2 separate regions of the Homo sapiens genome follow, and region 2 is linked to region 1. Evidence: read pairs that join two places in POLR2A ChIA-PET (ENCODE). Cell type or tissue: K562. All regions are shown on one strand. Links, peaks and the distances in the headings refer to the core of each region. The heading gives the core; the rest is flanking DNA.

The links. Peaks named below come from ENCODE experiments on the same cell type or tissue, not always from the same donor. Only the 100,000 strongest peaks of a DNase experiment are listed, where the experiment ranks them.
Region 2: POLR2A ChIA-PET joins it to region 1 with 5 read pairs; 7 of 35 experiments call an interaction of 5 or more read pairs at or near these places.

What each region holds. Positions count from the first base shown.
Region 1 is chr20:37,082,389-37,087,769 of GRCh38, forward strand. The region is part of intron 2 of RBL1 (RB transcriptional corepressor like 1); the gene reads right to left. Among named protein-coding and RNA genes, the nearest start is that of RBL1, 11 kb to the right of the region's middle. In K562, for the core only: no CTCF peak of the experiment used is centred there; no DNase peak of the experiment used is centred there.
Region 2 is chr20:37,152,710-37,158,090 of GRCh38, forward strand. It overlaps MROH8 (maestro heat like repeat family member 8), which reads right to left. Exons shown (of 25, transcript NM_152503.8): 8 at 5,151-5,246; 9 at 2,354-2,458. Among named protein-coding and RNA genes, the nearest start is that of RPN2, 24 kb to the right of the region's middle. In K562, for the core only: no CTCF peak of the experiment used is centred there; a DNase peak (open chromatin) is centred at 2,222; H3K4me3 peaks cover 221 bases.

The DNA.
Region 1 (5,381 bases), core at 88-5,087:
GAAGGTGAAGGTATGCTGAACTTAAAAATTGTCAACTTTATGAATTTTATGTTATATATATTTTACTCCACCACCAACACCATACACATACAAACACACACACACACACACTCTCTCTCTCTCTAGAGTTTACCCTCCATATCTGTGAGTTCCACATCCATGGATTCAACCAACCACACATCAAAAATAATTGGAAAAAAAGGATGGTTGTGTCCGTATTGAACATGTACCAACTTCATTTCTTGTGATTATTCCCTAAAGTATACAGTGTAACAACTACTGACATAGTATTTACATTGTATTAGGTATAAATAATCTAGAGATGGGACCAGGTGTGGTGGCTCACCCCTGTAATCCCTGCACTTTGGGAGGCGAAGATGGGTGGATCACTTGAGCTCAGGACTTCAAGACCAGCTTGGGGAACATGGTGAAACCCCATCTCTAAAAAAAAAGAGCTACAAAAATTATCTGGGCATAGTGGCACACACCCGTAGTCCCAGCTACTTGGGAGGATGAGGTGGGAGGATTGCTTGAATCTGGGAGGCAGAGGTTGCAGTGAGCTGAGATCATGTTACTGTACTCTAGCCTGGGCAACAGAGTAAGACCCTGACTCAAATAATAATAAAAGTTAAAAAAATTATATTTAAGTTGAAATTTTGAAAACAGCCCAAATTATTATAAGTCAAAGCAAACAAAATCATTTGAAATTTTTGTTTATTTCTCTGAATGAACACATTGATGCTGGGTAACTGCTCTTTTAGCATTAAAAATTTGACACTTAAAAACGTTTTGCGGAAGGCTGGGCGCGGTGGCTCATGCCTGTAATCTTAGCACTTTGGGAGGCTGAGGCGGGTGGATCACTTGAGGCCAAGAGTTTGAGACCAGCCTGGCCAACATGGTGAAATCCTGTCTCAACTAAAAATACAAAAATTACCTGAGCGTGATGAAATGCACCTGTAGTCCCAGCTACTCAGGAGGGCGTGGTGGGAGGATCACTTGAGCCCAGAAGGCGGAGGTTGCAAGTGAGCAGAGATCGCGACAATGCACTCCAGCCTGGGTGACAAGGTGAGACCCTGTCTCAAAAAACACAAACAAAAAATAAAAAAGATAAAAACAGGCTGGGCGCGGTGGCTCACACCTGTAATCCTAGCACTTTGGGAGGCCGAGGTGGATGGATCACAAGGTTAGGAGTTCAAGATCAGCCTGGCCAAAATAGCGAAACCCCGTCTCTACTAAAAATACAAAAAAAAAAAAAAAAAAAAAAAATACAGGTGGGTGTGGTGGCATGCACCTGTAGCCCCAGCTACTGGGGAGGCTGAGGCAGGAGAATCACTTGAACCCAGGAGGAGGAGGCTGCAGTGAGCAGAGACCGTGCATTGCACTCCAGCCTGGGCAACAGAGCAAGATTCTAGCTCAAAAAAAAATAAACATTTTGGGGGAAAGGGACTTTGAGAATATCAATCTACATTTTAAAAAGACTTAGTTTTCTTTTTTTTCATAAGTTTGTAATTATTTTTAATGGATTTTTTTTTTTTTTTGAGAGTGGGTCTTGCTTTACCAGCCTGGCTGGAGTAGAGTTGCATCATCATAACTCACTGCAGCCTCCACCTCCTGGGTTCAAGTGATTCTCCCACCTCAGCCTCCCGAGTAGCTGGGATTACAGGCATGCACCACCATGCCTGGCTAATCTTTGTAGAAACAGGGTATCACCCTGTTGCCCAGGCTGGTCTTGAACTCTTGGGTTCAAGAGATCTGCCCGCCTTGGCCTCCCAAAGTGCTGGGATTACAGGTGTGTGCCACTGGGCCTGACCAAAAAAGATACATCTTTTGACCCATTTTTAGGAATCATACATATTTTTGGAATTTATCAGAAATATCATCTTTACAATGATGTTTATTTGTCCGCAACTACAAAGGACTGGATACAATCGAAATGGCCATAAGGCATGGCTAAATAGATGAAAGATCCTTATACCCTAAAATATCCTAGTATCATTAAAAAAATTAATGAGGTAGAACTACATATGCTGATATGGAAGAATTTCCAAAATATAAAGAAAAATAACTGTAGAGCAACACATATAGTATAATTTATGTTTTAAAAAGAAAAAACACCAGCCTGGGCAACATGGTGAGACCCGTCTCTACAAAAAATATAAAATTTGCCAAGCATGGTGGTGTATACCTGTGGTCCCAGCTACTCGGGAGGCTGAAGTGAGGGATCGCTTGAGCCTGTGATGTCTAGGCTGTAGTGAGCTGTGATCACACCACTACACTCCATCCTGAGTGACAGAGCAAGACTCTGTCTCAAACAAATAAAGAGAAAAGAAAATAAAAAGAAAAAATACCAAAAAACAAGTTTATATATTTGTACATAGGAAGACCTTTTTTTTTGAGACAGAGTTTTGCTCTTGTTGCCCAAGCTAGAGTGCAATAGCACAATCTCGGCTCACTGCAACCTCCACCTCCTGGGTTCAAGAAATTCTCTTGCCTTAGCCTCCCGAGTAGCTGGGATTACAGGTGTGCCCCACCATGCCCGACTAATTTTTTGTATTTTTATAGAAATGAGGTTTCACCATGTTAGCCAGGCTGATCTTGAACTCCTGACCCCAGGTGATCCGCCCGTCTAAGCCTTCCAAAGTGCTGGGGAGTCCAGGCATGAGCTACTGCGCCTGGCCAGAAGAAATTATTAATAATGGTTAATTACGGAGAGTGCCAAAAGGAGACGTTTTTCTTTTCTTTTCTTTTTTTTTTTTTTTTGAGATGGAGTTTCACTCTTGTCACCCACACTGGAATACAATGGCACGATCTCTGCTAGCTGCAACCTTCGCCTCCCTGGGTTCAAGCAATTTTCCTGCCTCAGCCTCCCCAGTAGCTAGGATTACAGGCACCCGCAACCACGCCCAGCTAATTTTTTTGTATTTTTTAGTAAAGACGGTGTTTCATCATGTTGGCCAGGCTGGTCTTGAACTCCTGACCTCAGGTGATCCACCCGCCTCAGCCTCCCAAAGTGCTGGGATTACAGGTGTGAGCCACTGTGCGTGGCCAAGGATACTGCTTTCTACTTATAAGCCTTCTGTATTATTTAAAATTTTTGAAAATACATTTGTGTGTACGTGTGTGTGCGTGGTAAAACATACATAACCTTTACCGTTGTAACCACTGTTAAGTCTATAGTTCAGTAGCATTAAGTACATTCACACTGTGCAACCATCACCACTGTCCATCTCCAGAGTTTGTTTCATTATTTGAAATTTGATTTTTTTTTTTTTTTTTTTTTTTTGAGACGGAGTCTCACTGTGTCACCTAGGCTGGAGTGCAATGGCGCAATCTCGGCTCGCTATAAGCGCCGCCTCCTGGGTTCACGCCATACTCCCACCTCAGCCTCTCGAGTAGCTGGGACTACAGGCGCCCACCTGGCTAATTTTGTTTTTGTATTTTTAGTAGAGATGAGGTTTCACTGTGTTAGCCAGGATGGTCTCGATCTCCTGACCTTGTGATCCACCCGGCTTGGTCTCCCAAAGTGCTGGGACTACAGGCGTGAGCCACCGCGCCCAGCCTTGTTTTTTTAATTTGAAATGGAGTCTTGCTCTGTCGCCCAGGCTGGAGTGCAGTGGCGCTATCTCAGCTCACTGCAACCTCCACCTCCAAGGTTCAAGTGATTCTCCTGCCATGTACTGCTCTACATTTGTTTTGTTATAATTCTTTTTTGTTTAGTTCCCCCAGAATCTGTCATTACAAAGATTTTTGAAATTATATGAACAATGACAAACATTGACAGAAAAAGATCAGATTGTTTTATACTAACAATGATAATGTCTTGCTCAATTAAAAAATTAACCCCATTGATCTTCATTTAATTTTTATCATCTTATTTTATTTTTAGAACCAAAGTTGTTTAAAAACATTTTTTTTAGGCTGGACACGGTGGCTTACGTCTATAGTCCCAGCACTTAGGGAGGCCGAGGCGGGTGGATCACCTGAGGTCAGGAGTTTGAAACCATCCTGGCCAACATGGTGAAACCCTCTCCCTATTAAAAATATAAAAAATTAGCCAGGCGTGGTGGCGGGCGCCTGTAATCCCAGCTACTGGGGAGGCTGAGATCAGGCCATTGCACTCCAGCCGGGGCAACAAGAGCAAAACTCCGTCTCAAAAAATAAAAATAAAAAAAAATTTAAATTTAGCATCAACTAAAACCTATTTGCCATTTCTGAATAGGGCTTTAAACTTTGCTCCTCTTCTATTCTGGAAACACAGGAATAGCAAATAGACAATGACCACAAATAGTTTTGTCCCAGAAACAAAGAATATTAGCATGAATCCAAACTGGATAGCTAAATTTGTTTTGTTTCCTATCCAGCCAAATAATTCTATATGCTTGATACTAGAGTAAGTAAAAGATGTATCTGAGACCCATAGAGTAGCTGCAAGGTGAAAAAAATTAATATACAGTAGAGAAATAGGACAACATCTTGACCAGATGACAAAAATTAACATCACCAATGAGATGCAGATGGATAACACATGCCATCATCAGATGTGATATCCTCAGGAGACAAAATCACTTATACAGTTTTCCATCAGGGAATGACTAACCTGCATCTAATCAAAAGTTAATAGGAGACAAATCCAAAATTGGGAACCATCTATTAAAAGAGGGGATGAGGGTGGGCACAGTGGCTCACGCCTGTAATCCCAGCACTTTGGGAGGCTGAGGCAGGCGGATCACAAGGTCAGGAGTTTGAGACCAGCCTGGCTAATATGGTGAATCCACATCTCTACGAAAAATACAAAAATTAGCTGGGCGTGGTGGCACATGCCTGTAGTCCCAGCTACTCAGGAGGCTGAGGCAGGAGAATCGCTTGAACCCGGGAGGCGGAGGTTGCAACGAGTCCAGATTGCACCACTGCACTCCACCTGGGCAACAGAGTGAGACTCTGTCCCAAAAAAAAAAAAGGCTGAGGCAAGAGGACCACTTAAGGTCAGGACTTTGAGACAAGCTTGAGCAACATAGTAAGACCCTGTCTCTATAAAAAGATTTAAAAATATCAGTCAGGCATGGTGGCACATGATTGTAGTCTCAGCTACTTGGGAGGCTGAAGCAGGAGGATCATTTGAGCTGAGGAGTTTGAGGCTGCAGTGAGCTAAAAAGGTGCCACTGCACTCGAGGCCTGGGCAATACAGCAAGACTCGGCCTCTAAAAAAATTTTTTTTAATTAAAGAAAGGGACAAAGTGATTGTGGATTATATTCTTCAAAAATGGTAATGTCATAAAAGAAAAAGAAAGGCTGTGGAAATGTTCCTAATTACAGAAGAATAAATAGACATGATAAGCAAATGCAATACCTGATCCTTAATTAGAAATTGTACTTCCAGGAAA
Region 2 (5,381 bases), core at 138-5,137, 70 kb after region 1:
CCCCATCTGTATAAAAAACAAAAAAATTAACCAGGCATGGTGGCACATGCCTGTAGTCCCAGCTACTCAGGAGGCTAAGGCAGGAGCATTGCTTAAGGCCAGGAGGTTGAGGCTGCAGTGAGCTGTGATTGTGCTACTGTACTCCAACTTGGGTGACAGAGCAAGACCCTGTCTCACATAAAAAAAAAAAAAAAAGACAAGCATAATCACTGGTAGAATTTACATTCTATTAGTGGGAAACAGATAACACAGCAGTAAAGAAAGAATCAAGCCAGATAACCTCTGATTCTAGACAGCCCTAGGAAGGAGAGAGTGATGAGACAGAGAGCAAGCGTAGGTCTGTCTGTGGTGAGCAGAGGCCCTTTTGAGGTCGAGACATCTGAACACAGTGCTAAAGAACCAGGAGGGGCTGGCTCTGTGCAGAGCTAGGGAAGGTCATTCCAAGCAGAGAAGGCAGCAAGTGCAAAGGCCATGAGGCAAGATGAGCCTTATGTGGGAAGAAGGAAGGTAAAGGTGGCTGCTGTGTGATAAGTCAGGGGACTTAGGTGTAGAGAGGTAGACAGACCTACATCAGACATGACCCCGTATTCTAAGATCAGTTTGGAAATCACTGGATCAAAGAAGTGACATGGGGCAAAAAAAGAAAATGAAGAAAAATAAAGAAAACACAGGGGAGAAAACAAGGAAACAAAACAAAAGCAAGAATGACATGGGTCTGAAGAGGATGACTCTGGCTATATGTAGAGAACAAATTGGAAATGGAAGCCCCCACCCCAACACACTCATGCACAAAAAAGAACTTGGAAGGTGCCAGGCGCGGTGGCTCTGCCTGTAATCCCAGAACTTTGGGAGGCCGAGGCAAGCAGATCACTTGAGGCCAAGGATTCGAGACCAGCCTGGCCAACATGGTGAAACTCCGTCTCTACTAAAACTACAAAAATTAGCCAGGCGTGGTGGCCTGCACCTGTCACTGAATGACAAACAGTTAATAAGTTTTGTTTTTTTTTTTTGAGATGGAGTCTCGCTCTGTCGCCCAGGCTGGAGTGCAGTTGCGTGATCTCGGCTCACTGAAAGCTCTGCCTCCCGGGTTCACGCCATTCTCCTACCTCAGCATCCCGAGTAGCTGGGACTACAGGCGCCCGTCACCACGCCCGGCTAATTTTTTGTATTTTTATTAGAGACGGGGATTCACCGTGTTAGCCAGGATGGTCTCCATCTCCTGACCTCGTGATCCGCCCACCTCGGCCTCCCAAAGTGCTGGGATTACAGGCGTGAGCCACCGCGCCCGGCCCTAAGTTTTATAATCATAATATTAAGAACCCCCAAACTTTATCAAGACAAAAAAGGCCACTGAAGAATTACGCTCCTAGTTTGATTACTAAATGCTTCTTCAGCATTTCCTTTTTTATTCTTTATTCTTTAGATTTCTTTGAGAATATGAAAAAAGTTAGAGACCCAGATAATATATATTTGTCAAAACTCATTGAACTGTATACTTAAATTGGATAAATTCATTGTATACAAATTATACCTCAATAAAATTGATTTAAAAAAAAACTATGGACCTTCCTCAGAAAAATCCAGAAGAGGACGGGCGTGGTGGCTCACGTCTGTAATCCCAGCACTTTGGAAAGCCAAGGAAGGAGGACCACTTGAACCTGGGAATTTGAGACCAGCCAGGGCAACATGGTGAAACCCCATCTCTACCAAAATAAATAAATAAATAAATAAAAATTAGCCAGGCGTGGTGGCGTGTGACTGTAGTCCCACCTACTTGGAAGGCTGAGGCAGGAAGATTGCCTGAGGCCAGGAGTTCAAGGCTGCAGTGAGCTATGATGGCCCCACTGCACTCCAGCCTGAGTGATGGATCAAGACCCTGCCTTGAATAATGATCATCATAATAATGAGATGCCATAGGGGAGATGATTCAGAACTGAGAAGTGAGAGAGAGAAAGAGAAATGTGAGGATCTGAAGAGGTGCCATAGTACCACTCTCTTTGAGTTGCTGGGAGATATTGAAGTTGATTTATTTAAATTTGCCTGCTGTACTCAAATATAATACTATACAGAGACTAGCCACCATGGGCCTCAGGTATTTTCAGGTTATAGTTACTATATCATTATGTTCCAGCTGTTGTGTTAAGCAATGGAGATGCAAAGATTAATCAACACAGCAACTGGCCCCAAGCTGCTCAGGAGAAGAGCAGATAAGAAGACAATGCTAAGTGCTATGATAGTACATGAGCACGAAGGGGACACAGAACCAGCCTGGGGAGTTATAAAGAGGAGGAGAAATCGGCAGTGAGGGAATGGCTTTGGATCTTTCCTCCTCTGCAACTGAAGGGCCGCTCACCTTCAAGTTGAGATGTTTGGATAGGCACTTCAGAACTTGAGCCATGCTGGCCGTGGCCCGTTCCCGCTCATGGTCTTTGACTGACTGTAACCAGGGGACCAAGTGCTGTGAGAAATAAAGGGAGGCTAAATGGTTTATCAGGAAGATTTGGGATACCATCCTTATTGTGTTTAGAAAGAAATGTGGAGTGACAAGTTCCATGTTGCTACCAGATCTCAAAATACTTTGCTAAATGCTATTATAGCTCAGGTTGGAAATAAAAGTGGTAGAATGACAAGCAAGGCACAAAGACATGGGTGGTGGGTGGTTTGGTTGTTATATAGGAGCTTAGGAGCTTCTTTTCTTTTTTTTTTTTGAGATGGAGTCTTGTTCTGTTGCCCAGGCTGGAGTGCAATGGTGTGATCTTGGCTCACTGCAACCTCTGCCTCCCAAATTCAAGTGATTCTCTTGCCTCAGCCTCTCGAGTAGCTGGGACTACAGGCACTCGCCACCACGCCCAGCTAATTCTGTATTTTTGTAGAGACGGGGTTTCACCATGTTGGCCAGGCTGATCTCGAACTCCTGACCTCAGGTGATCTGCCCGCCTTGGCCTCCCAAAGTGCTGGGATTACAGGCGTGAGCCACTGTGCCTGGCCAGAGCTTATTTTCTAGACTTACTTTCTCTTCAGCCCAATTCTTCAATTAATTATTCTGTACTTCTGAATGTTTTTAGCTCTTTCAAATCTGCTTTGGAAAGAAATAAAGTTAACAACATGCTACTAATTTTAAAGTTTAACTCTGAGGACAGCCAGGTGTGGTTGCTCATGCTTGTAATCCCAGCACTGCCGGAGGGATTATACTGACTGCTTGAGCCCAGGAGTTGGAGACCAGCCTGGGCAACATGGTGAAACCCCATCTTTACAAAAAAATACAAAAATTAGCTGGGCATGGTGGCGTGTGCCTGTAGTCCCAGCTGCTCGGGAGGCTGAGGTGGGACGACTGCTTGAGCCCGGGAGGCGGAAACTGCAGTGAGCTGAAATCGCGCCACTGTACTCCAGCCTAAGTGACAGAGCGAGATCCAGTCTCAAAAAAAAGAGAAAAAGAAAGGCTTGAATTAAGCTGCCAAGGCAGGAAAGTACAAAGTACAACTGCATAAAGAGGAGAAACCCAATCTGGCTGGTATGCTAATGTACAAATAGAAGAGGAATGAGAAGTAGTATTAAGGTCAGTTAGGATGAGAATAAATGCCCATCAGAGCATTTAAGAAAATAAGCTAGAAAATAAGCTCCTGTAGCAGCCAAACCACTCGACTGCCTAGGTTTTTGTGCCTTGCTTGTCAGTTAGGACAACAATAAATGCATCATTTGGGTGCAAACGATTAATAATAGCTTAAAGCCTTATCCCTTTCTGGGATATCTGCATCTTAAAAAAAGGATAAGAAAAATAAAAATAAAATAACAACAATAAAAAAAGGGTAGGAGAGCAAGATACCTGAATGCAGTGAATGAATTCCAATGAATCAATCTCTAGTGATGGAAGAGCATATACAGGAACAGGTGCAGGTCAGAGCAGTTCGTCATTATAACCTTTGAGTATCATCTGGTAGGAAGCTGCTTATTTACTAACTCTTTTTTTGTTTTGTTTTGTTTTTGAGAAGAAGTCTCGCTCTATCGCCTAGGCTGGAGTACAGTGGCGCAATCTTGGCTCACTGCAACCTCTGCCCCCTGGGTTCAAGCAATTCTCCTGCCTCAGCCTCCCGAGTAGCTGGGACTACAGGCATGCGCCACCATGCCTGGCTAATTTTGCATTTTTAGTAGGGACAGGTTTTCACCATGTTAGCCAGGCTGGTCTTGAACTCCTGACCTCAAATGATTGATTCGCCTGCCTTGGCCTCCCAAAATGCTGGGATTACAGGCATGAGCCACCGTGCCTGGCCTTACTAACTCTTGAGGCTGACCCTTCCCTCATCACTGAATAAAACCCTTCTATACTAGTGAGGAATAATAATTTTTTTTTTTTTTTGAAATAGAGTCTTTCTCTGTCACACAGGCTGGAGTGCAGTGGTGCGATCTCTGCTCACTGCAACCTCCTCCTCCTGGGTTCAAGTGATTCTCATGCCTCAGCTTCCTGAGTAGCTGGGATTACAGGTGTGTACCACCACACCTGGCTAATTTCTGTATTTATTTATTTATTTATTTTTTAGTAGAGTCAGGGTTGTGCCATGTTGGTGAGGCTGGTCTCGAACTCCTGGCCTCAAATAATCCACCTGCCTTGGCCTGTGCTGGGATTACAGGCGTGAAACACTGCGCCCTGCCCCCAGGAATAATTTAAGGAATAATTAAGCAACTATTTAAACAATTTATTGTGACAGGGTGCAGTAGCTCATGCCTGTAATCCCAGCACTTTGGGAGGCTGAGGTGGGAGGATAACTTGAGGCCAAGAATTCGAGGCTGCAGGGAGCTATAATGGTGCCACTTCACTCCAGCCTAGGCCACAGAGCAAGACCCTGTCTCTGAAAATAAATAAACAAATAATTTATTGAAGGCCACTTATTCAATATTCACAGTAATTATTATCTCCATGTAAATGTGAAGAAATGCAACACTGAGAGAGCAAATTCCTTGCAGAATTTCTAGCGGGAGGACGTGTAACCAATGAATGGCAGAGTCAGCATTTGAACCCAAGTCTCTGACTCAAAGTTGATAGCTGATACTCTTTACTACGTTGCCTCTTACCACTGAATACTTCCACATTTTCATCTCCCACTTTCACCAGTTAATAGGAATCATTTCCCACTCTCCCTTGATATCTTGTTTACCTTAATAATGGTGTCAAGATTTTCCAAATGTGGGTCTTTTACCACCAAACTCTGGAGCATCTCAGAGAATGCCTGAAACGTCTGCCTGTAAAGACACTGAAAAGGCACAGGATCAGCAACACTCCCTGGCCCCACGTGAAGTTCCCCTAGCATGGGACACTTTGGAGGCTCTTCATGTGACCCTAAGACTTTACTCAAAGTTGCAGTACCAGTGTAAAGGTACTAGTAGGT